Regions from separate parts of the Homo sapiens genome. Here region 2 is linked to region 1. Evidence: chromatin loops called from intact Hi-C (ENCODE). Cell type or tissue: thyroid gland. All regions are shown on one strand. Links, peaks and the distances in the headings refer to the core of each region. The heading gives the core; the rest is flanking DNA.

Region 1 (17,044 bases), core at 5,419-13,418:
AAAAAGAAAAGAAAAGCTAACAAATTGTCCAGTTGCATATTTCTCTCTCTCTCTCAAAAAAAAAAAAAGATGGGGTCACTGGAGACCCCTCATTGTCCATACCCTCCAGCTGGCTTGGTCCCCAGTTCCAGCAATCCTGTCCTCTGGCTGCCCCCAACCCTGGCACAGGACTGTGCCAAGGGTGTTTATTTTGCCCATTTATTGATCTGGGCCTCAGCTCCCAACACATTTCCTTTCTGGGGTTTGGATCTGCTTGCAACAGCCAAGTGAGGCCCCAGAACTTGCTGCTTTCCAGGGGACACTGTTAAAATGTCCTTTTTTCTGCCAAGCTTGGTGGCTCACACCTGTAATCCCAGCACTTTGGGAGGCCAAGGCAGGCAGATCACCTGAGGAGTTCGAGACCAGCCTGGTCCAACATGGTGAAACCCCGTCTCTACTAAAAATACAAAAATTAGCCAGGCATGGTGGAGGGCGCCTGTAGTCCCAGCTTCTCAGGAGGCTGAGGCAGGAGAATTGCTTGAACCCGAGAGTTGGAGGTTGCCGTGAGCCGAGATTGCACCACTGCACTCCAGCCTGGGCAACGGGGCGAGACTCTGTCTCAAAAAATAAAATAAAAAAATAAAATAAAATAACATATCGTTTTTGCTCTGAGCCCTCCTTTTTACCCTGAGGTCTAATCCTGCCTGCACCCAGGGAGGTAGGGATGTCTCCCCAGTGTGGTCAGCAGAGCAGGTTGAGGGAAGTTGGGGGTCCAGTTTCTTTGGAAAGGGAGGGGTAGGTTTCTCCCCTGAAGCTCATGGGGGCTGCTCACCTCCTGCAAGGTGCTGACTGTGAGGCAGCCCCGGGGAGCAGGGAGACGAAACAGGAAGGACATTGACTAGAGGCTCGCCTGCTGTTCTTGGGAGCTCTCAGACCCTGGGCTGGGGACTCGTGTTTGCAGCTAGCAAGGTTGGGTCTGGCCAGCTCTGCTACGGCTCATGGAGTGACCGCAGGCCAAGACCTTTCCTTCTCAGGGCACTTGTCTGAGAGAGGGTGGGCAGACCTCGAGGTCTTTAAAGCTCCTTCTGCTTCTGATATTTTATATTTATTCTCCCTCAGACTTTTGTTCGGGAAAAATATTTAACGTACAGAGAAGTTGCAAGAATAGTATAAATACAACAATCACATTCACCAGTGGTTATCATTTCAGCTCTTTCTCTTTCTCCCTGCTTTTCTCTCTATCTCCCTATCTCTCTATTTGGTTTTGGTGAACCATGTGACAATTAGTTGCAGACACTTGACCCTTCACCCCTAAACACTTCCCCATACTTCTCCCAAGAACAGGGTCGCTCTCCTACATTGTGTGATTATCAAATTCAGGAAACTTAACATTGACCCGATGCTATTATCTGTCCATATTCCCAATTACCCCATAAAGTCCTTTCTAGCTATTCTTTTTTTTTTCTGACTCAGGCTCTAATCCCAGGTCAAGCATTGCATTTACTTGGAAAGTCTCTTTAGTCTCCTTTAATCTGGAGACCGATGGGATCGGGAGGTACAGGTATGTGATGTCAGCTTGTCCCATTGTTGGTGGCGCCTGCCAGGCCTCCCCGATGTAAGATAACCTTTTGCTTTGATACCCTGTGAATGCCCTGATCCCCAATAAACTTCATATAATGGTTTCTGCATCTAGCCAGGATCCTGGCCTGAGTCAGTTATCATTGAGTGGTTTAACTGGTTTACAAACTGCTTCGGGAAGAAAAAAAAAAAAAGAAAGACCCTTGTCCTATTCCCTCAAAGTCCTGCTGTGATTCAGAAACTCCCTACAAACCCCTTTTACTTTGGGCATGTTAGCTGAGGATCTCTGACCCATCCTGCTGAGGAGTTTGATCCTTGGGAAAGGCTGGGAGGTAGACGGGGCAGAGAAACAGTCATTTTCTAGAGGAGGAAAATGAGGCCCAGAGAGAGCAGAGAATCAGGAGGGTAGTGGAGCAACTCCCTCAGGAATCTCTGAGCTCCAGCCCTTCTATGGCTAAGAGGAGGAGTTTGGGAAGGAGGCTCCTAGGCAGATGCAAGGGCAGAGTTTTGGGCCTGGGTTGGAGCTATATTACTCAGGCAGTCCCCTAAGTCCCTGTCAGAGGTGCAGGAACTAAGTTGCCAGATTGAGTGAATAAAAACACCGGGCACGGCTGGGCGCAGTGGCTCAGGCCTGTAATGCCAGCACTTTGGGAGGCCGAGGCGGGTGGATCACCTGAGGTCCGGAGTTCGAGACCAGCCTGACCAACATGGAGAAACTCAGTCTCTACTAAAAATACAAAAAATTAGCCAGGCATGGTGGTGCATGCCTGTAATCCCAGCTACTCGGGAGGCTGAGGTAGGAGAATCGCTTGAACCTGGGAGGTGGAGGTTGCAGTGAGCTGAGATCAAGCCACTGCACTCCATCCTGGACGACAGAGCAAGACCCTGTCTCAAACAAAACAAAACAAAACACAACAAAAAACAAAACAAAAACAGGGACGGGTGTGGTGGCAGTAATCCCAGCACTTTGGGAGGCCGAGGTGGGTGGATCACCTGAGGTCAGGAGTTCAAGACCAGCCTGGTAAACATGCTGAAACCCTGTCTCTACTAAAAATTAGCTGAGCATGGTGGCGTGCATCTGTAGTCCCAGCTACTCCGGAGGCTGAGGCAGGAGAATGGCTTGAACCTGGGAGGCAAAGGTTGCAGTGAGCTGAAAGCACCACTACACTCCAGCCTGGGAGACTGAACAAGACTCTGTCTCATAAATAAATAAATAAATAAATAAAACCACACACACACACACACACACACACACACACACACACACGAGGTATCATTAACTGAGGGTCAACAGTGTGCCCAGGGCTAGACTGGGAAACCAGAGATGAATGAGGCTCAGTCCCCAGAGACAGACACCAAGCTGAAAACGGTGGGGAGGAACACCAGGCTCTTCACTGATGTGAAATCAAGGGAGGTGACATCTGAGCTCTGAGGACCTAACACGCTGTTGTGATTTTATGCAAACGATGGAGGAAGGGCGGCGCCCTGTGATGAGCTACACGGAGCTTCTGACAGGTGCCAGGTGCTTTGCCTGTGTGGAGAGATAGGATCATGATGTTCTCTCTGTTTTCTCCTGTATTTTCCGCTTCCCTTTCCCTGTGTTTGCTGCCCCAGGGAAATGGCGTGGTGGGGCAGAAAGCTGCAGCCTGCCAGGAGTGAGCCAGAGAAAGTTCCCTGGCCTGGGCAGAGCTCCTTGAGAACATGTGGAGGAAGAAGGGCTCCCACCTCTGACCAGATAACCCCTCAGTGGATTCTTGGTGCCCACTGAACAGGCAAAACCAATTCACTGAGAGTAGGGCATTGCAATAAAGAGAGAGTTTAGGCCAGGCACGGTGGCACATGCCTGTAATCTCAGCACTTTGGGAAGCTGAGGCGGGTGATCACAAGGTCAGGAGTTCGAGACCAGCCTGGCCAATATGGTGAAACCCTGTCTCTACTAAAAATACAAAAAAAATAGCTGGGCATAGTGGTGGATGCCTGTAATCCTGGCTACTCGGGAGGCTGAGGCAGGAGAATTGCTTGAACCCATCCCAAACCAACCACGCCACGTGGGAGGTATAGTTACGACTCAAAACAATCTCTCTGAAAATTCAGAGGCGAGGGTTTTTCAAGGATTGCCTGGTCAGGGAGTCAACTTCTGAGTGTGGCCATGGAACTAGTCTGTGGGTGTCAGGGTCTGGGCGGAGTCATCGGTCACAAGAAACGCAAAAGCCTGAGAAGACATCTTGAAAGGCCAAGTCTTAGGTTCTGCAGTAGGGATGTTATCTGCAGAAATAACTGGGGGAGTTGCAAATCTTGTGGCCTCTGGAATGATGGCTGGTAATGATTTATGTCTACACGTTAGCAAAATTCAGGCTCCTCATCCTCTTAACCTGGTGGGTCTTTCGTCTGCTTTACAAAGGTGGTTCAGTTCTGGGGAAAGGCTACGATCATTTAAACCAAGCTTGTCCAAACCTTGGCCTGCAGGTCGCAGGTGGCCCAGAACGGCTTTGGATATAGCCCAACACAAATTCATAAAGTTTCTTTTTTTCTTTTCTTTTTTTTTTTTTTTTGAGATGGAGTTTCGCTCTGTTGCCCAGGCTGGAGAGCAGTGGCGCGATCTCGGCTCACTGCAACCTCCGCCTCCCAGGTTCAAGCGATTATCCTGCCTCAGCCTCCCTAGTAGCTGGGACTACAGGCGCCCGCCACCACGCCCAGCTAATTTTTGTATTTTTTAGTAGAGACGGGGTTTCACCATGTTAGCCAGGATGGTCTCGATCTCTTGACCTTGTGATCCACCCGCCTCGGCCTCCCAAAGTGCTGGGATTACAAGCGTGAGCCACCGCGCCCGGCCAAGATTTTTCTATTTTTAGTAGCAACCGGGTTTCACCATGTTGGCCAGGCTGGTCTCGAACTCCTGTCCTCAGGTGATCCACCCACCTCAGCCTCCCAAAATGCTGGGATTACAGGCATGAGCCACCACACCCGGCCTTCACTGTTACAATTTTCAAAAAGACCGTCTCACCAGGACTGGGGCAATTAGGGGGAGGCTAAGGGAGGTCTATAGATCCTGGAGTCCAGGGGCCTTCCCAACCATGCCACGTGGGAGATGTAGTTATGACTCAAATAAATAAAACCACACACACACACACACACACACACACACACACACACACACACACACGAGGTATCATTAACTGAGGGTCAACAGCGTGCCAGGGCTAGACTGGGAAACCAGAGATGAATGGTTTCCTACTGGCCTGTAGCATACCTTTCTGCAATTAGAGAAAGATGCCCTCTCTGGGGAACTGCCCCCCTCTGCCCCCCTGTTCCCTGGGCCTGACGTAGTCACACTGTTTCAAGCTCCACTTCCCACCTCTATGGGTTATTGTGCAACAAGGGAAAGATTTTTGCTGCACTTGTTTCCTGGGTGGGGTAATGCTGAAAGACAGCAGGGGTCTTCCCGGTATATATGGGCTATTAGGATCCAGGGGGATGGGAGGACAGTGGGGAGCTGCTCAATGTGAGCTGTCCCAAGCTGATTTGTGAAGATGGGCAGCCCTGCAGAAACTTGGGAGGACCAGTGACCAAGAACCAGTCCCACCTTGTCCTTCCCCTTGAAACTCCTGAGCCTCTAGAACTGAAGTCATGTTTCCTGCCAGCCTGGCTAAGAAGGGTCTTCAAGACGGAAATGCCTTTATTTTTATTTTTATTTATTTATTTATTTATTGAGACAGAGTCTCACTTGTTCGCCCACTCTGGAGTGTAGTGGCGCGATCTCAGCTCACTACAACCTCTGTCTCCCAGATTCAAGCGATTCTCCTGCCTCGGACTCCCAAGTAGCTGGGATTACAGGCTGGCAAAACCACACTCGGTTAATTTTTGTATTTGTAGTAGGACAGGGTTTCACCATGTTGGCCAGGCTGGTCTTGAACTCCTGACCCCGTGATCCACCCACCTCGGCCTCCCAAAGTGCTGGGATTACAGGCGTGAGCCACTGTGCCCAGCTGAACCCAGGACCAGCCTGGGCAACAGGGCGAAAACTCATCTCTACAAAAGACACAAAAATTGCTGGGCGCGGTGGCTCATGCCTGTAATCCCAGCACTTTGGGAGGCCGAGGTGGGCGGATCACAAGGTCAGGAGATTGAGACCATCCTGGCTAACACGGTGAAACCCCGTCTCTACTAAAAACACAAAAAATTAGCTGGGGATGGTGGCGGGTGCCTGTAGTCCCAGCTACTCAGGAGGCTGAGGCAGGAAAATGGCGTGAACCCGGGAGGTGGAGGTTGCAGTGAGCCGAGATTGTACCACTGCACTCCAGCCTGGGCGACAGAGCGAGACTCTGTCTCAAAAAAAAAAAAAAAAAAAAAATTACCCAGTTGTGATGACACATGCCTGTAGTCCCAGCTACTAGGGAGGCTGAGGTGGGAGGATGGCTTGAGCCTGGGAGGCAGAGGTTGCAGTGAGCCAGGATCACACCACTGCACTCCAGCCTGGGTGACAGGGTGCCATGGTGTGGATATATACTTTATTTATTTGTTTATGGGTATTTAAGTTGTTTTCACTTTCTGGCTATTATGAATCATGCTACTGTAAACATCTGTGTACCTTTTGTGCTGACATATGTTTTCATTTCTTTGGGGCATATATACTTAGAAGTGGAATTGCTGGGTTCTATATATTGTATGTCTACCTTATTGAGGAACTACCAAAATGTTTTCCAAAGTGGCTACACCATTTTACATCCCCACCAGCAACACAGGAGGGTTCAAATTTCTCCGCATCCTCACCAACACTTATTATCTGACTTTTGATTATAGCCATCTCGTGGGTGTGAAGCATCTCACTGTGCTTGGTGTTGGTTTTTGTTTTTTTTTTCTTTTTTCTTTTGAGATGGAGTTTCACTCTTATAACCCAGGCTGGAGTGCAGTGGCGCAATCTTGGCTCACTGCAACCTCCGCCTCCCAGGTTCAAGTGATTCTCCTGCCTCAGCCTCCCCCATAGCTGAAACTATAGGCGTGTGCCACCATGCCTGGCTAATTTTTGTATTTTTTGTAGAGACAGGGTTTCACCATGTTGGCCAGGCTGGTCTAGAACTCCTGACCTCAGGTGATCCTCCCATCTTGGCCTCCCAAAGTGTTGGGATTACAGGCGTGAGCCACCGTGCCTGGCCCTATTCTCCTTTCACAACCCTATGAAACAGGGGTCCCCAAACCCCAGGCCATGGACTGATACCAGTTTACGGCCTTTAGGAACTGGACCACACATCAAGAGGTGAGTGGGGGGCGAGTAAGCAGAGCTTCATCTGTATTTACAGCCGATCCGCATCGCTTGCATTACTGCCTGAGCTCGCCTTCTGTCGGATCAGCAGCAGCATTAGATTCTCATAGGAGAATCCTATCGTGAACCCTATTGTGAACGGTGCATGTGAGGGATCTAGGTTCCATACTCTTTATGAGAATCTAATGCCTGATGATCTGTCACTGTCTCCCATCACCCCCAAATGGGACCGTCTAGTTGCAGGAAAACAAGCTCAGGGCTCCCACTGATTCTACATGATGGTGAGTTGTATAATTATTTCATTATATATTACAATGTAATAATAATGGAAATAAAGTGCAAATAAATGTCATGTGCTTGAATCATCCTGAAACCACCCCCTCAGCCCCCCATCCGTGGAAACGTTGTCTTCTGCAAAACTGGTCCCTGGTGCCACAAAGGCTGGGGACCACTGCTATAAAACTAACCCACACAACACCCCTGGGGAGCAGCCCGTTCCTTTTCCTTTCTCAGTGCTGGCTTCCTTGTGCACAAGCTAAAATAAACTTTCTTTTTGCTGCTATGTCTGGTGATCTCTCTTGATTTCTATCCTGGAAGATTACAAGAACCCAGTGTGCTGGTAACACTTCTGACTGTCCAGCTGTAAGTTGGAGTTCCCAAGACCCGCCACTTACGTTTGATTAATTTGGTAGCATGGCTCACAGAACTCAGAGAAACACTAACATTTACAGGTTTATCATAAAGGATATTCAGGGGCCGGGTGTGATGGCTCACGCCTGTAATCCCAGCACTCTGGGAGGCTGAGGCAGGTGGATTGCTTGAGCTCAGGAGTTCAAGTCCAGCCTGGGCAACATGACAAAGCTCCATCTCTACTGAAAATACAAAAAATTAGCTGGGCATAGTGGTGTGTACCTGTAGTCCCAGCTACTTGAGAGGCTGAGACGGGAGGACCACTTGAGCCTGGGAGGTGGAGGTTGCAGTGATCCAAGATCCTGCCACTGCACTCCAGCCTGGGTGACAGACTGAGACCCCATCTCAAAAAAATAAAATAAAATAAAATAAAGGATATTCAGAAGGATACAGAAGAACAACCAGATGGAAGAGATCCATAGGGCAAGGGAAGGGGAAGTGTGTGGCACCTCCATGCCCTCTCCAGGCACACTACCCTCCAGGCACCAGCAAGTGTTCAGCTGTCCAGAAGCTCTCCCAACCCCGTCCATTATTTCTTTCTTTTTCTTTTCTTTTCTTTTCTTTTTTTCTTTTTTAAGACGGAGTCTTGCTCTTGTCGCCCAGTCTGGAGTGCAATGGCATGATTTTGGCTCACTGCAACCTCTGCCTCTTGGGTTCAAGTGATTCACCTGCCTTGCCTCCCGAGTAGCTGGGATTACAGGTGCCCGCCACCATGGTCAGCTAATTTTTGTATTTTTAGTAGAGACGGGGGTTTCATCATGTTGGCCAGGCTGGTCTTGAACTCCTGACCTCATGTGATCCACCCGCCTTGGCATCCCAAAGTGCTGGGATTACAGGCATGAGCCACCGCGCCCGGCCTATTTATTTCTATATATATTTATTATATTTAATAATATATATTATTATTTATATACATATTTTTAATTTTATTTTTTTGGCTGGGTGGGGTGGTACACGCCTGTAATCCCAGCACTTTGGGAGGCCGAGGCGGGTGTATCCCCTGAGGTCAGGAGTTCGAGACCAGCCTGACCAACATAGTGAAACCCCATCTCTACTAAAAATACAAAATTAGCTGGATGTGGTGGTGCACGCCTGTAATCCCAGCTACTCAGGAGGCTGAGGCAGGTGAATTGCTTGAACCCGGGAGGCAGAGGTTGTAGTGAGCAGAGATCGCGCCATTGCACTCCAGCCTGGGCAACAAGAGTGAAGCTCCGTTTCAAAAAAAAATTATTTATTTTTAAAAATTGAATTAACTTGGCTGGGTGTGGTGGCTCACCCCTGTAATCCCAGCACTTTGGGAGGCCGAGGGGGGAGGATCACCTGAGGTCAGGAGTCCGAGACCAGCCTGGCCAACATGGTGAAATCCCTGTCTCTACTAAAAATGCAAAAATTAGCCTGGAGTGGTGGCGCATGCCTGTAATCCCAGATTGCTTGAACCCGGGAGGCGGAGGCTGCAGTGAGCGGAGATCACGCCACTGCACTCCACCCTGGGCGACAGAGCCAGACTCTGTCTCAAAAAAAAAAAAAAAAAAAAAAAAAAAAAAGGAGAGTTGTATTATTATTTGTAGATGAAGAAAACTGGTTCTGTCCAACCAATGCAGAATAGATCTCAATGGATCTTTGAGCGTCCAGAAATAGACCTAAGTGTAAAAGGGGGCATTTGCAGTTGAGTAGGATGGGCTGGGTACTGTCGCCAGGTCTGTAGTCCCAGCAATTTGGGTGCGCTTGATGTCAGGTTCCGGCCTCCAGGGGGCGCGCCCGAGCCAGGAAAAGGCTCCCGGCGCCCGGGGCGCGGGTCCAGCCGGCTCCATCCGAAATCTCCACTCCCACCGGCTTCGGCTGGGGGTTCTGCCGCTGCTCTGCTCCAGCCGAGCCCCAAATCCTGCCTCCTCTACCCCTTCCTCGGACCCAGCCCGTGCCCACCTTGGGTCCCGGCAGCCTGGGAGGGGTGCGCCTCTTGGGGCTCATCCCCCACAACCTCCACGCTCTGGAGGTGTTCAGGTTCCTTCGAGTCCGTGTCCCCGAGCCCCGCGCCGCTACGGGGAGCCCTGCAGACGCCTCGGTGGGGAAGAGAGGCCGCTGTCCCGGGATAGGTGCTGCCCCTTGGGCTGCGGGGCTCCGCGGAGAGCGGCCGAGAGAGCGGGAGCCCGGGCCGGGCGGGCCGGGGTGGACGGTCGTGGGGGCTGCCGGGGAGGCCCGGGAGCGGGAGGAGGTGACGGTCGGAGACGGGTGATTCTTGTGAGGGCACGCGGAGCCGGGGCGGGATGGGGGCCCTACCTTGTCCAGGCGCCCTCTGGATCCGGGTCTGCCTCGAGGCGGCGGAAGCCCCACGGGGCGCTGGGCGGCGCCCTCCCCTGCCTTGCCCTCGTGGGGTTACTCCCCGCAGAGCTCCCAGCTGGCCCCCCAGGACTCGTGGGGGTGAGGGGAGGGGGATGTGAAGCTCCCGAATGGAGGCCGAGAGGGCAGCGGGGCAGGGGATGCTCAGGAGTTCAAGTCCAGCCTGGGCAACATGGCAGGGCCCATCCCAGGGTGTCCAGGGCAAAAACAGTTCCCGCTCATGGGCTCAGAGAGGTCACGCCTGCCCCTGCCGAGGACAGAGCCTGTCACAAAGAAAACGGCACGCTCTGGAAGTTTCTTCCATCCCTTTCCACCTCCTCCTTCAAAACAGAGTCTGCGTCCTTTTGGCCGGGCTCGGTGGCTCACGCCTGTAATCCCAGCACTTTGGGAGGCTGGGGCAGGCAGATCACGAGGTCAAGAGATCGAGACCATCCTGGCCAACATGGTGAAACCCTGGCTCTACTAAAACTACAAAAATTAACTGGGCGTGGTGGCGCATGCCTGTAGTCCCAGCTACTTGGGAGGCTGAGGCAGGAGAATCGCTTGAACCCTGAAGGCGGAGGTTGCAGTCGACAGAGATCATGCCACTGCACTTCAGCCAGGTGACAGAGCGAGACTCTGAGACTCCGTCTCAAAAAACAAAACAAAACAAAACAAAACAAAAGAAAGACAGGAGCTCCTCCCCTTCTATAATTACAAACTTTTAACAGTTTTCCCTCAGGTTATCATTTTTATTTCATGAGAAAGTTCTGGCTAATGAGAACCCAAAACCCAAAGGAGGTGTTGATTTCAGGCACAGTGCCAGGTGCCTCTAATCCAGCCAGGAGCTAGGGGCTGCTCTGGGAGCTGCTGGGTGAGGAAGGGGTGTTGGGGGTCTACGCGTTTAAATCCCTATTAATGCCAGGCGCAGTGGCTCATGCCTGTAATCCCAGCACTCTGGGAGGCCAAGGTGGGCGGATTACCTGAGGTCAGGAGTTCGAGACCAGCCTGGCCAACATGGTGAAACCCCATCTCTACTAAAAATACAAAAATTAGCTGGGCTTGGTGGCACATGCTTGTAATCCCAGCTTTCAGGAGGAAGAGGCAGGAGAATCGCTTGAGCTCAGGAGGCGGAGGTTGCAGTGAGCTGAGATTGTGCCACTGCACTCCAGCCTGGCTGACAGAGCGAGACTCTGTCTCAAATGAATAAGTAAATAAATAAATAAATCGCTGTCAGCCATGGAGCCAGGCCTAGGTGCTGAGCCCAGTGGCGGTGGGAAGATGGGTTTTCTGAGCACAAACTCTGGGTTGAACCGTTTCCCAGGGAGCTTCCTGCAGAGTCTGAGCAGGTGAGGACCAAGGAGGTGAGGCCCAGGCCGATTCAGCTGGAGGAGTACACGCTGCTGCAGGACCTCAGCCATCTCAGGCCACCTGTCCTCCTGGGCCTTTCCCGTCACTGAGGCCACCTGTGCCTTCTGTGAAACACTGCCCCATTAGTTCAGAGTTCAAAGAGGGGGCTGTTACTGAGGCCGGAGGGGCCTGGGCCTGGGCTCTGACACTGATACTGACCTTGAGCTGGTGACTTAACTCCCTGAGCTTCAGTCTACTTGTCTATAAAGTGGGAATAATTCTACCTACTCTATTCCCAGCAACCTTTTTCAATGGCCCAAGCCTCAATTGTTCTCATCTGTAAAATGGGCTTAACCATGGCCTTTCCTGTGTATCTTACAATTTTGTAATTAAATCCATCCATCAGTTATCAAATAATAGTAATAAAGAAATGAGAGGCTGGGGCAGTGGCTCACGCCTGTAATCCCAGCACTTTGGGAGGCTGAGGCAGGTGGATCCCTTGAGCCCAGGAGCTCAAGACCAGCCTGGGTAACATGGTAAAACCCCATCTCTACAAAAAAATACAAAAACTAACCGGGCACGGTGGTGTATGCCTGTAGTCCCAGCTACGTGGGAAGCTGAGGTGGGAGAATGGCTTGAGCCTGGGAGGCGGAGGTTGCAGTGAGCCAAGATCGCACCTCTGCACTCCAGTCTGGGTGACAGAGCCAGACCCTGTCTCAAAAAAAAAAGAAAAAGAAAAAAGAAATGAGACTGCTTGCTATATGACTGGCACTGTGTACGTGCCTTAACTCATCCATTTCTCCTGGCCACCCTGGGAGGAGAAAGCCTATGTTACTGCCATCCCACAGAAGAGAAAACAGACCAGTAATTCACACACTCAGCATCACACAGGTGAACGTGCTGCAGATGCAGGCAGTCTGGCCTCACTGGCTGCCGCCCTCTACCCAGGCTGCCTCCCTGTACACAGGCTGCCTCCCTGTGCCCAGGCTGCCTCCCTGCGTACAGTCCACCATGCCAGGGCCCGGAGCATGGTGGCCCTCAATAAATAATGGTTGAATGAATGACACTGCAAAAGTGCCTGTAGGGTGGAGGTCCAGCACAGCTGCTCCGACGTACCCAGGTCAGACTGGAGTGGTCTGAGGGCATCCACACACCATCCTGCTTGCTGAAGCAGGTGAGTACCACAGGTTTTGCATTGTAACATGCAAATGATGGCATGTATTTCTATCCTCATCTGAGATCTGGGACTTTTATGGGTTTCCTGGTATTCACAGGGCAAGGCCTTTGGGAGAAAGCTTGAAACCCCCTGATGTAGTTGACAGAGCATGAGTTTATCCTCAGAGAGACCACAGTTCAAATCTTGGCTGGGTGACTACTTTTATGAGCCTCACTTGCTTCGTCGTGGCAGCCCGAATTGGCCTGACGATTTCCTGCAAGTTCCTTGACACCTGGAGGAAGATCATAGTACCCAGCCCTGAGCATCACTGACTTGGCATCACAGATCACCTCTTCTAGGGAGCAATCTGTGGCTGATGGAGGAGAGTGGGGATACCAGAAGAAAAAATTTAACTGCCTGGAAAGTACCTTCCTGGTGGCTTTCAGTCATCTCAGCTCCCCAGATGCCCTACTTTTTGCTGGAGTCACATGCTCTGCTCTTGCTCTCTTCAAGGTAACAGATTCTTGTCCGTTTGCAGGCAGCAACTTGAGAAATAGAAGAAGAACAGGTCTCAGACCGCATTTATTCAGATGTCAGTGTGGATAAGCACCATGCCAGTTTCTGTCCTAGGCGCAAAAACTGCCAAGATATTTTTTAAAATCTTTTACTGCGAGGCTAAGTTTATAATAAAAGAAACTAACCTCATTGCTTAAAAAATGAAATTAGGGCCAGGCAGAGTGGCTCACGCCTGTAATCCCAGCACTTTGGGAGACTGAGGCAGGTGGATCACTTGAGGTCAGGAGTTCGAGACCAGTCTAGCCAACATGGTGAAACCCCATCTCTACTAAAAATACAAAAATTAGCCAGGCATGGTGGTGCACACCTGTTGTCTCAGCTGCTTGGGAGGCTGAGGCAGGAGAATTGCTTGAACCCGGGAGGCAGAGGATGCAGTGAGCAGAGATCGCGCCACTGCACTCTAGCCTGGGCGACAGAGCGAGACTCGGTCTCAAAAAAAAAAAAAAAAAGGAACAAACAAACAAAAACTGAAATTAGGTGGGGTGCAGTGACTCACGCCCGTAATCCTAGCACTTTGGGAGGCTGAGGCGGGAGGATTGCTTGAACCCAGGAGCTGGATACCAGCCTGGGCAACAGGGCGAAACCCCATCTCTACCAAAAATACAAAAATTGGCCGGGCATGGTAGTTTGCACCTGTAGTCCCAGCTACTCAGGAGGCTGAGGTGGGAGGATGGCTTGAGCCGGGGAGGCAGAGGTTGCACTGAGCCAAGATTGTGCCACTGCACTCCAGCCTGGGTGATAGAGCTGGAACCTATCTCAGAAAAAAAAAAAAGGAAGAAGGAAAGAAGGAAAGAAGGAAAAAAGGAAGGAAAGAAAGAAAGAAAGAAGGAAAGAAAGAAAGAAAAAGAAAGAAAGAGAAAGAAAGAAATTACATGATAGTTTATATGTTTGAAACCAGCAAATCCTGGCTCCTTTATATGCCCTCGTAATTCTACCTGAGACCTGAATCCTTCCTTTTTCACTCATTATAATCTTGAATTTTATCATAAGCAGCTAAAAGAAAATAGCTGGTTGGCCGGGCGCGGTGGCTTACGCCTGTAATCCCAGCACTTTGGGAGGCTGAGGTCAGGAGTTCAAGACCAGCCTGGCCAAAATGGTGAAACCCCGTCTTTACTAAAGATACAAAAATTAGCCGGTGGTGGCAGATGCCTGTAATCCTAGCTACTCAGGAGGCTGAGGCAGGAGAATCGCTTGAACCCAGGAGGCAGAAGTTGCAATGAGCCAAGATCGCGCCATCGCACTCTAGCCTGGGGGACAAGAGTGAGACTTCATCTCAAAAAAAAAAAGAAAGAAAATAGCTGGCATTTTCAACATTTCAACATAACGTACTCTAGCCAAGTGCCAAGCAATCCTCCTTATCAGGTGGACCGGGTACAATTCCTGCTTCCCCCTGAGTAGCTGGTTTCAGTTCCCTGCCAGCCCATGGAATTATAAAAACAAGCCAATCACATACACCACGAAACCAGAGGACACCTCAACTTTTTTTTTTTTTTTTTGAGATGAGTCTCGCTGTGTCACCCAGGCTGGAGTGCAGTGGCACGATCTCGGCTCACTGCAACCTCCATTTCCAGGTTTCAAGTGATTCTCCTGCCTCAGCCTCTCAAGTAACTGGGATTACAGGCACTCACCACCATGCCCGGCTAATTTTTATATTTTAGTAGAAATGAGGTTTCTTTTTTTTTTTTTTTTGAGACAGAGTCTCACTCTGCCGCCCAGGCCGGAATGCAGTGGCGCGATCTCCGCTCACTGCAATCTCCGCCTACTGGGTTCACGCCATTCTCCTGCCTCAGCCTCCCAAGTAGCTGGGAATACCGGTGCCCGCCACCACGCCCGGCTAATTTTTTGTATATTTAGTAGAGACGGGGTTTCACCGTGTTAGCCAGGATGGTCTCGATCTCCTGACCTCGTGATCCACCCGGCTCAGCCTCCCAAAGTGCTGGGATTACAGGTGTGAGCCACCACGCCCGGCCAGAAATGGGGTTTCACCATGTTTGGCCAGGCTAGTCTTGAACTCCTGACCTCAAATGATCCACTCACCTCAGCCTCCCAAAGTGCTCGTATTACAGGCATGAGCCACCACGCCCGGCCACCCTTACCCTCTTGATACTACAAAGCCTCTTGTGGTCCACTGGTACCAGGCACAAGCCCTGTGTGGCCCTGCAGAGTGTGTCCTCCTCTCCTGAGCTGTGAGTACATGTGACTCATAAACTGCTCTGGATCTCTTCTGTCCAGATTCGGGTGTCCTGTGTTCAGCCATTGCCATAATCCTAGGTCAGGAATCCCTCCTGCACTGATGAAGTCAAGAGAGGTGATTAAAACAAGCGTTCCAGTATATCTCACTTGGGTTACATAACTGGGCCTTGTTTTCTTCAGCTTCCAATAGTAATTTCCTGGGCTGGGCGCTGTGGCTCATGCCTGTTATCCCAGCACTGGGAGGCCGAGGCAGGCAGATCATCTGAGGTCAGGAGTTCGAGACCAGCTTGACCAACATGGTGAAACTCCATCTCTACTAAAAATACAAAAAAATTAGCTGGACATGGTGGTGCATGCCTGTAATCTCAGCTACTCAGGAGGCAGAGGCAGGAGAATTGCTTGAACCCGGGAGGTGGAGGTTGCAGTGAGCTGAGATCGCACCACTGCACTCCAGCCTGGGCAACAGAGTGACACTCTCTCAAAAACAAAACAAAACAAAAAATAAAAAAAATAAAAATAAAAAAACTCTATATTGGGCCAGATGTGGTGGCTCATGCCTGTAATCCCAGTGATTTGGGAGGCCGAGGCAGGTGGATCACCTGAGGTCAGAAGTTCGGGACTAGCCTGACCAAAATGGTGAAACCCTGTCTCTACTAAAAATACAAAAAAATTAGCCGGCCATGGTGGCAAATGAGCAGTGAGTCAAGATGTGCCACTGTACTCCAGCCTGGACGACAAGAGTGAAACTCCATCTCAGAAAAAAAAAGAAAAAAGTAATTTCCTCACTGTTCTTTAAGCTTTCACTAACAGTTTTGTCAAGGTCCTTTCTACTCTCTGGTCCCCAAACCAATGCCAGGTGTATTTTTTGTTTCTGTACCACCCTACTTTTACGTGTCACACTGTCTTCCGGTCATTGATCATAACAAACCACCCCAAAATTCAGTAGCTCAAAACAATAGTTGTTCATTGGCTTACAATATTGCTATATATGTGTGTGTATATATATATTTTTTTCTTTTCTTTTCTTTTCTTTCCTTTTCTTTTTTTTTTTTCTCTTTTTTTTGAGACAGAGTTTTGCTCTTGTTGCCCAGGCTGGAGAGTAGTGGCATGATCTCACCTCGCTGCAACCTCTACCTCCCGGGTTCAAGTGATTCTCCTGTCTCAGCCTCCCCAGTAGCTGGGATTACAGGCGCCTGCCACCACTCTCGGCTAATTTTGTATTTTTAGTAGAGACGGGGTTTCTCCATGTTGGTCTCCTGGCTAGGAGACTGGTCTCGAACTCCCAACCTCAGGTGATCCACCCACCTTGGCCTCCCAGAGTGCTGGGATTACAGGCATGAGCCACCGTGCCTGGCCTATATATATTTTTTAATAGAGATGGTGTCTTGCTGTATTGCCCAGGCTAGTCTCTAACTCCTAGGCTCAAGTGATCCTCCCACCTCAGCCTCTCAAAGTGCTGGGATTACAGGCATGAGCCACCGCACCTGGCCACAGTATTGCAATTTTGTGGGCTCAGCAGGGCCATCTCTTAGCTCCATGTGGCATCAGCTGGGATACCTTGACTGGGCTGGAAGGCCCACCTCCAAGATGGCTCATTCTCCTGCCTGGGAGACTGCGGGGTGGCTGGGAGCCACTGTTACCCTCCGTGTGGACCTATCCATGGAGCTGCTTGTGAAATTGCCTGAGGAGTTCGTCTTGTCCGCTGCACAGATAAACCCAATTCACTGAGACAGCATTGTTGCAGTAAAGAAAGTTTAATTGGCCGGGTGCGGTGGCTCACGCCTGTAATCCCAGCACATTGGGAGGCCAAAGTGGGTGGATCATGAGGTCAGCAGTTCAAGACCAGCCTGACCAACATGGTGAAACCCCGTCTCTACTAAAAATACAAAAAAATTAGCTGGGCATGGTGGCAGGTGCCTGTAATCCCAGCTACTCAGCAGGCTAAG
Region 2 (8,000 bases), core at 1-8,000, 380 kb after region 1:
ACCTCAGGTGATCTGCCCATTCGGCCTCCCAAAGTGCTGGGATGACAGGCGTGGGCCACCGTGCCTGGCCCCCATTTTCTTTAACTGCCTGTTTCCCAATTAACGTTCATGCATCCTAAGGCCGCGTGTGCTAAGGAGGCAGCAGTGTAGGAAACAGCCTGAATTTTCGTGTCTGGAAGAGCTGGATGCCAGCTGCAGCTCCCCAGACGGGGTGGTCACAGCATCTGGGCAAGTCCTGGGTCCTTCCCACAGTGGCGGGGCCCTTCTCTCACGGGGTCCTGGAGCATGGTCGTTGCTGCCTGCACCTATTGCAGGCTGTGGCAGGGAGCAGGCTGGGGGAATGGGGCCGCCCCCCTCCACGGTGACTGACATTATCCTCCCAACTCGGGCGGCAGCACCAGGACTTGCTTCCTATGGGGGGAAACTGGGGTTCTAGAGGTTTGCTCAGGGCCTAGGGTCCCACAGCTGGCCTGTGGCACAGGTAAGATTAACCTCTAGGACTTCTGATTTCTAATTCGGAGTTTTTTGTCCCATAGCGCTGAGGAGTGTGGAAAGCATCTTTCCCCAGTTAAAGCACATCCGTCGGTGTGCTGCGCTGGCCATCCTGACTAGGACCCTCGGTTGTATGTAGGTATTTGTGTCAAACACAAAAGGTACCCAGATGCTGAGTGCTAATCATGTGGACTTCTGGAAAAGGGTGGATTTCTGTGATAAGCTTATTACCAAAACCAGAGTTTGCAGGTTGAATGTAGTATGAGTTAGAAACTTCTGAGGTTAAAGAATGTATTTTCTGCATTGTGCTTCTGGTGGCAAACTGGGACTGAAAGAGTAGGTGGGAAGAAAGCATTTTCTGATTCCTTTTTTTTTTTTTAAACGGTCACCCAGACTGGAGTGTAGTGGCCCGATCTTGGCTCACTGCAACCTCTGCCTCCTGGGTTCAAGAGATTCTCATGCCTCAGCCTCCCAAGTAGCTGGCATTACAGGCGCATGCCACCACGCCCGGCTAACTTTTTGTATTTTTGGTAGAGATGGGGTTTCACCATGTTGCCCAGACTGGCCTCGAACCCCTGAGCTCAAGCAATCTTCCTGCCTCGGTCTCCCAAAGTGCTGGGATTACAGGTGTGAGCCACTGCGCCTGGCCGCATTTTCTGACTTCTGTCTGTGAAGCAGACACCACAGGGATCCAGGCTCTGCACCAGGGTGGAGCTGTCAGGATGATGATACAGGGGCCTGCTTCCTCTCTGGCTCTCGAAGGAGAGACACAGCCATAGTCCCTATGACACAAGGAAGCCGGACAGGACACCCCTGGAACTCTGGAATCTGCCTGGGTGGGGGGGGTCCTCCAGGAAGCCTCCCTGGCGCCTCTCCACAGGATCAGATACCCCTACCCCGTGGGGACTCCACATTCATAAATGTCGTCACTCCACTGCCCCCGTGTTTGCTTCCCTGGCCAGGGGGCTGCAGTGACCGCCCGTCTGGTTCGTGGCTGCCCCCAGCAGCTTGCTCAAGGTCTGGTGGATAGGAATCTACTGAATGAATGGAGAAAAGGACCACATATGGTGACCGGTTTCACGGAGCACTTGTGCTGATCTGTGTGGCTCAAAAAACAAAACAAACAGAAAGGAGCATTTGGCAAGCAGCTGGCACCGGGATGCGCTGTTCCCAGGGGTGGTCTGGCCACCTACCGAGCCAACGCAGAGGAGAATCAGAGCCAAGATGGCTCTTCGAAGTTCCTGTTCTAGCAGGCTTTTCTTCTGGCTTTTCACAGAAACAATCTAGTCACTGTTAGGGTTTTTTAAAGGCTGTAAAAGTACAGTCAGCAACTTCGGAACAGGGTCCTGGAGGTGGCAGATGCAAAGTGCCAGGCCTTGTAGGGCCACAGCCAATGGTATGGCCTGGGGCACGTGACCTCATGCGGCCAGTGTCCTCTGCTAGATGCTGCTGGGCTCTGAGGAGTTGCTGTGGGCACGCAGAGCACCTGGCATGGACGGGCGGCGCCGCTCAGATGACGTGGCCCTCCCAGTCAGCACCAACTGCTACTGCTGCTGGTGGCTGCACCTGAAAATGGAGCTGGGGTTCTTTGATCAGCTGAATGCCTAAGGGAAGCAAGCCCTGACTAGAAGCGTTTAGAGGCCATCAGCTCCACACAAGAGCCTTCCATTACTCCTCAGGAGCCAGGAGAGGACGGCTGGATCAGGGAGGGGGGTTCACCTTGTTGTCTCTTCAACTAAAAGCAGTGAGGCTCTGGCCTCTGCTGCTTTTTCTTTTTTTTTTTTTTTTTTTGAGGCAGACTTTCGCTGTGTCGCCCAGGCTGGAGTGCGGTGGCACGATCTCGGCTCACTGCAACCTCCGCCTCCTGGGTTCAAGCCATTCTCCTGCCCTCAGCCTCCCAAGTAGCTGGGATTACAGGTGCCCACCACCACGCCCGGCTAATTTTTGTATTTTTAGCAGAGACGGGATTTCACCATGTTGGCCAGGCTGGTCTTGAACTCATGACCTCAGGTGAGCCACCTGCCTTGGCCTCCCAAAGTGCTGGGATTACAGGTATGAGCCACCATACCCAGCCTGGCCTCTGCTTCTTGGCCGGGAAATGGCGAGTCTGGCCCACTCCCTCAAGAAGTCCACAGGCTGGACGCGGCAGAGGCTCTACACGCTCCCAACAAGCCAGCCTCTCCACCACCCTCAACTGGACTGAAGAGAACCCCCCAAGGTCCTCATGCTACTGACAAGTCTCCCCGCAATGGTCCCCACCCTGTACACACTCACAGACCCCCTCAGTCCTCCAGCACAGGGGCCATCAGGACCCAGCCCCGAAGGCCGCCATCGCAGTTGCCATCCCCAACCCTGATCTCACCCTTCACCTTCCAGGCTGCCAATCCCAGTCTGACCCCATCCCCAGACTCACCCTCTGTGGGCTCCGGAACTCTCTGCCCATCATCGCACCCACCATGCCCTCTGCTTATCCTTTAATCTCCACTTCCCCTTCCTGCTCTAATGGGCTCCTGCGAGACGCTGCTTCCCCTGCAGCCCCTGGTGTGGAGACTGCTTTCTCTCCCACCCCCCATACTCCTGGTTGGAGGGGGCCTCCTCTCTAAAGCCCCCAGCTCTTTCCAGGCCTGGTCACCACAGTTACCTTCCTCCTTGTGCAGTCACCTCCAGTCCTCCAGGTCACCACCCCAGATCCCTTGGAGAGCCAGGCTCCTAGTTCATGGTGGTGGGTGATGGCAATGACCAAACAGATGAAACCCCCAACTCCCTGACCTCTGGTGACCCTGTCCTCTACTCCATCTCAGTCCCATCCCCAGGGAGTCCCCAAGCCTCGTCACCCCTTGCATTATCTCCATGGCAAGTGCTCACTCCCTGACCACTGCCCCTTCTCCTCCCAGCCCACTTCCCTAGTGCCCGACTCCAACAACCCTCCTCCCCGAGAGACTGCCACCCACCCCCATCTTCTCCCTGTCCCCGCTGCCCTCTGTCTTGCCATCGCAAGCTCCCAATCCTGGTCCCTCCCAACCCTCTGCCTTCTCTGTACCTAGCCTGGGCAGCTGATCATGGAGGGAGAGAACAACCAACCACACACTGACTGGTCACCCCTGAAGTTCACAGCCACTACCCTGTAGAGGCCCCGAGGTTGCCGGCAAGCCCAGTATACTTCCATCTAAACTCCCCTTGCACCTGCTCCTCCTGTTCCAGACAATGAGCTGTAACACGCACATCCACACCACACATCACCCACAGCAGGGGCAGGAGGCAGCTAAGCATGGGCTTCAGAGTCCTCCCACCAGCAGCGCCTACCAGCTACAAGCCTGACGTCTCTGTGTGTGTGTGTAAATTTCACTAAATATTTCTTCCTTTGTTTTTTAAAAATTTACATGAAATGCACATTTTTGCTGTGACAGAAGCATGTAACTGTGATCCTAACACACCTACTCCTCCGCCTTTTACTGCCGTCTGCTTCCCTCTCTTCTCCACGCCCACTCGACTGCAGTATCGATGCCAACAACATGATGTGTGTCCTTCCATGTTTCCCTGCTCATGCATTCGCATGTAAGCCACCGCACATGTCACTGTATGTACACACAGGGGATTCTGAGGCCAATGTTTTACAAGGATTACGTTATACACCCTTTTCTGCAGTGAGTTTTTCCCAGGCAACCTCCCAGGCCCCATGGTGTAGCTCTGGGTCAATCCTTTTTTTTTTTTTTGGAGACAGAGTCTCACTCTGTCGCCCAGGCTGGAGTGCAGTGGTGCAATTTGGGCTCACTGCAACCTCCGCCTCCCGGGTTCAAGCGATTCTCCTGCCTCAGCCTCCTGAGTAGCTGACATTACAAGCGCGCACTACCACACCCGGCTAATTTTTGTATTTTTAGTAGAGATACAGTTTCACCATGTTGGTCAGGCTGGTCTTGAACTCCTGAGCTCGTGATCCACCTGCCTTGGCCTCCTGAAGTGCTGGGATTACAGGCGTGAGCCACCACGCCCAGCCAGGTCAATCTTTTTAAAGGCCACTTAATAGACCGCAGAATGAATGAACCATACTGTGTTCAGCCACCACACTCCTGATGGGCTCTCACTTTGTTCCCACTTTCGTCACTACGAGTATGCCACGGAACCGCTCTAAGCCTTTGTTTCCACACCTGTGAAATGGAGCTAATAGTCTTACCTACTTCAAAATATTACTGGGGAAAGGAATTGATACTGTGTGTAAAGCACTCTGCACAGTTTCTGACACATGACAAGCCCTCGAAAGTTAGCTATTTCCTTCCCGCTCTGTAAAATAGATCTTATTATACCCATTTTTTTTTTTTTTTTTTTTTGTAGAGATGGGGTTTCGCTATGTTTGCCAGCCTGGTCTCGAACTCCTGACCTCAGGTGATCTGCCCGCCTCGGCCTCCCAAAATGCTGGGATTACAGGTGTGAGCCACTGCACCTGGTCTATTATACCAATTTAAAGGTGGACAAACTGAGGCTCAAACAGTTGCACTGAGTTCCTCCCTGTCACCCAGCTCTATGCGGCAAAGCCAGGGAATGAGCCCAGGTGACCCGTGAGAAACACGCACTCCACCCAGCCTACTCCAGCTATCCTAGCGGCCAAGCACTCCACCCAGCCTACTCCAGCTATCCCAGCGGCCAAGCACTCCACCCAGCCTGCTCCAGCTATCCCGGCGGCCAGCGGGGGCCTGGCACGTGATCAGTGCACCACACATATGTTTTGAGTAGGAGCATACACAATGATCAAGTTCAGCACCCAAACTGCTTTTCTGGGCTGGGTGCAGTGGCTCACACTTGTAATCTCAGCACTTTGGGAGGCCGAGGTGGGAGAATCACTTGAGGTCAGGAGTTCAAGACCAGCCTGGCCAACGTGGTGAAACCCTGTCTATACTAAAAATACAAAAATTAGCCAGGAGTGGTAACACATGCCTACAGTCCCAGCTACTTGGGAGGCTGAGGCAGGAGAACTGCTTGAACCCAGGAGGCGGAGGTTGCAGTGAGCCAAGATCGTGCCACTGCAACCCAGCCTTGGCGACAGAGTGAGACTCCCTCTCAAAATAATAATAATAAAATAAACAAATTGCTTTTCTGCTACAACAAGATCTATCCCATCATGTCATTAGTAAATGAAACAGTCTGCCCAAATAAGGAGAATCCACATATGCCCAGAAATCCAAGCTGGGCTATGGCACACGCCATTCGGAAACACAGAAGGACAAGCGCACAGTCACACACACACTTACAGAATCTCGTAATTGCCGAGGACTTCCTTAGGTGGCGACTTGTTCCATTTGCAGTCTGGGATTTCACCATTCGGGACGGCGATGTTGAGGGTGTCATTAATCAGGTTGTACTTGAGGATTCGGTCATTGGCAGTGCTGGACGTGAGAGACGGGGACGCATTCACCTGTGAGATGAAAGACCCATGTTCCTCACCTGTGTCTCTCGCTCTTTTGGAATGAAAATGTGCACTGCAGAAGGAGATGCTGGCTGCTACACACTTTAGTGAAGTTTTTTTTTGAGACAGAGTTTCGCTCTTGTTGCCCAGGCTGGAGTGCAGTGGCGCAATCTCGGTTCACTGCAACCTCCGCCTCCCGGGCTCAAGCGATTCTCCTGCCTCAGCCTCCTGAGTAGCTGGGACTACAGGCACACACCAACACGCCCAGCTATTTTTTTGTATTTTTATTAGAGATGGGGTTTCACCATATTGACCAGGCTGGTCTCGAACTCCTGACCTCAGGTGATCCTCCCACCTCGGCCTCCCAAAGTGCTGGTATTACAGGCGTGAGCCACCACACCTGGAAAATGGTTATTTAATATTGCTACTATCTAATACCGTCAGAGCACCTTGGATAGGAAACTCTTTGTGATCCACTTTTATTAGCTGTTCAATGAAATATAAGTAATACTTAAAGGTAGGATTAGAATTAGGATCTACAAATCAGCGATCGCACAAACATTTTGGGCCAGTGTATATCACAAACGTTATCAGTGCCTACCTGTGTGACTGGTTCTGTCCTAAGTACCAAGAGCCCCACAAGGGTTTGTTAGAATCAGTGACCCAAATGGCCCTGCCCAAGCAGCAGTGTGGGTTTCAGCAAAAGGCAATGGGCTCCCTTTTTGCTAAGAGAGTAATATCTCATTAGTAAAGCAGCATTCTCACTCAAATGATGAATCCTTCCAACACATGGAAAGGTGGTCCCATAAGGCCTCTGAGAAGCTAAGCAACGTCACAAGATCCACACATTAAAATGAAGACATTCGCTTTGTTCTGTGGAGAGTCCCACAGGCCCTCAGTCACTACTTTTTTTGGTTTTTTTGAGACAGAGTCTTGCTGTGTCACCCAGGCTGGAATGCAGTGGTGTGATCTCAGCTCACTGCAGCCTCTGCCTCCCGGGTTCAAGCAATTCTCCTGCCTCAGCCTCCTGGGTAGCTGGGATTACAGGCATGCACCACCACGCCTGGCTAATACTTGTATTTTCAGTAGAGACAGGGTTTCACCATGTTGGTCAGGCTGGTCTTGAACCCCTGACCTCAGGGGTTCTGCCCGCCTCGGCCTCCCAAAGTGCTGGGGTTACAGGCGTGAGCCACCGTGCCCGGCCAGTCACTACTTATTTACTCATATTTTAGGCACTGTTCTAATGACCTTGGTTAGCTGTTTCAGGCCATGGGGGATTAGAGGGAGCAAATTTGTAAGCTGTTTACATTTCTCCCAGTCAGACTGCCTGTCTGTGCTGCTAGCAGTGTATCGAATATGTACTGTGCCAAAGAATTGCACACATCTCATTGTCCTCAAAATGACCACTGTAGTATACCATAATACTATAATTCTTATTATGAATACATGAAGATTAAGAATTGTTATTAGGGGCCGGGCGCGGTGGCTCATGCCCGTAATCCTAGTACTTTGGGACGCTGAGGCGGGTGGATCACAAGGTCAAGAGTTCGAGACCAGCTTGGCCAACATGGTGAAACCCTGTCTCTACTAAAAATAAAAAAAATTAGCCAAGTGTGGTGGCAGGCGCCTGTAATCCCAGCCACTTGGGAGACTGAGACAGGAGAATCGCTTGAACCCGGGAGGTGGAGGTTGCAGTGAGCTGAGATCACGCCACTGCGCTCCAGCCTGGGTCACAGAGTGAGACTCCGTCTCAAAAAAAAAGAAAGAAAAAAAAAAAGAATTGTTTTAGGCTGTGTGCAGTGGCTCACACCTATAACTCCAGCACTTTGGGAGGCCGAGGTGGAGGGATCGCTTGAAGCTAGGAGTTCAAGACTAGCCTAGGCAACACAGCGAGACCCCATCTCTACCAAAAAAAAAAAAAAAAATTATCTGGGAAGAGTGGCACACACCTCTACTCCCAGCTACACAGGAGGCTGAGGTGAGAAGGATCACTTGAGCCCAGGAGTTCAAGTTGCGGCGAGCAATGATGGTGACATTGCACTCCAGCCTGGAACACAGAGCGAGACTTGGTCTCTTAAAAAAAAAAACCCAGGCCAGACATGGTGGCTCA

The links. A loop is a pair of places that touch in the nucleus more often than their neighbours do. Peaks named below come from ENCODE experiments on the same cell type or tissue, not always from the same donor. Only the 100,000 strongest peaks of a DNase experiment are listed, where the experiment ranks them.
Region 2: it touches region 1 in a loop (2.0-fold over the local background); 5 of 110 quality-filtered maps call a loop at or near these places.

What each region holds. Positions count from the first base shown.
Region 1 is chr22:42,652,892-42,669,935 of GRCh38, forward strand. No RefSeq gene overlaps it. Among named protein-coding and RNA genes, the nearest start is that of CYB5R3, 12 kb to the left of the region's middle. RefSeq lists silencers at 9,216-9,355, 9,486-9,535, 9,576-9,855. In thyroid gland, for the core only: a CTCF peak has its summit at 9,240 (motif pointing right); a DNase peak (open chromatin) is centred at 9,260; H3K4me3 peaks cover 693 bases; H3K27ac peaks cover 444 bases.
Region 2 is chr22:43,040,675-43,048,674 of GRCh38, forward strand. TTLL1 (TTL family tubulin polyglutamylase complex subunit L1) reads right to left here. Exons shown (of 11, transcript NM_012263.5): 10 at 5,736-5,899. TTLL1-AS1 (TTLL1 antisense RNA 1) reads left to right here. Exons shown (of 3, transcript NR_125362.1): 2 at 537-627. Among named protein-coding and RNA genes, the nearest start is that of TTLL1-AS1, 6.1 kb to the left of the region's middle. In thyroid gland, for the core only: no CTCF peak of the experiment used is centred there; no DNase peak of the experiment used is centred there; H3K27ac peaks cover 713 bases.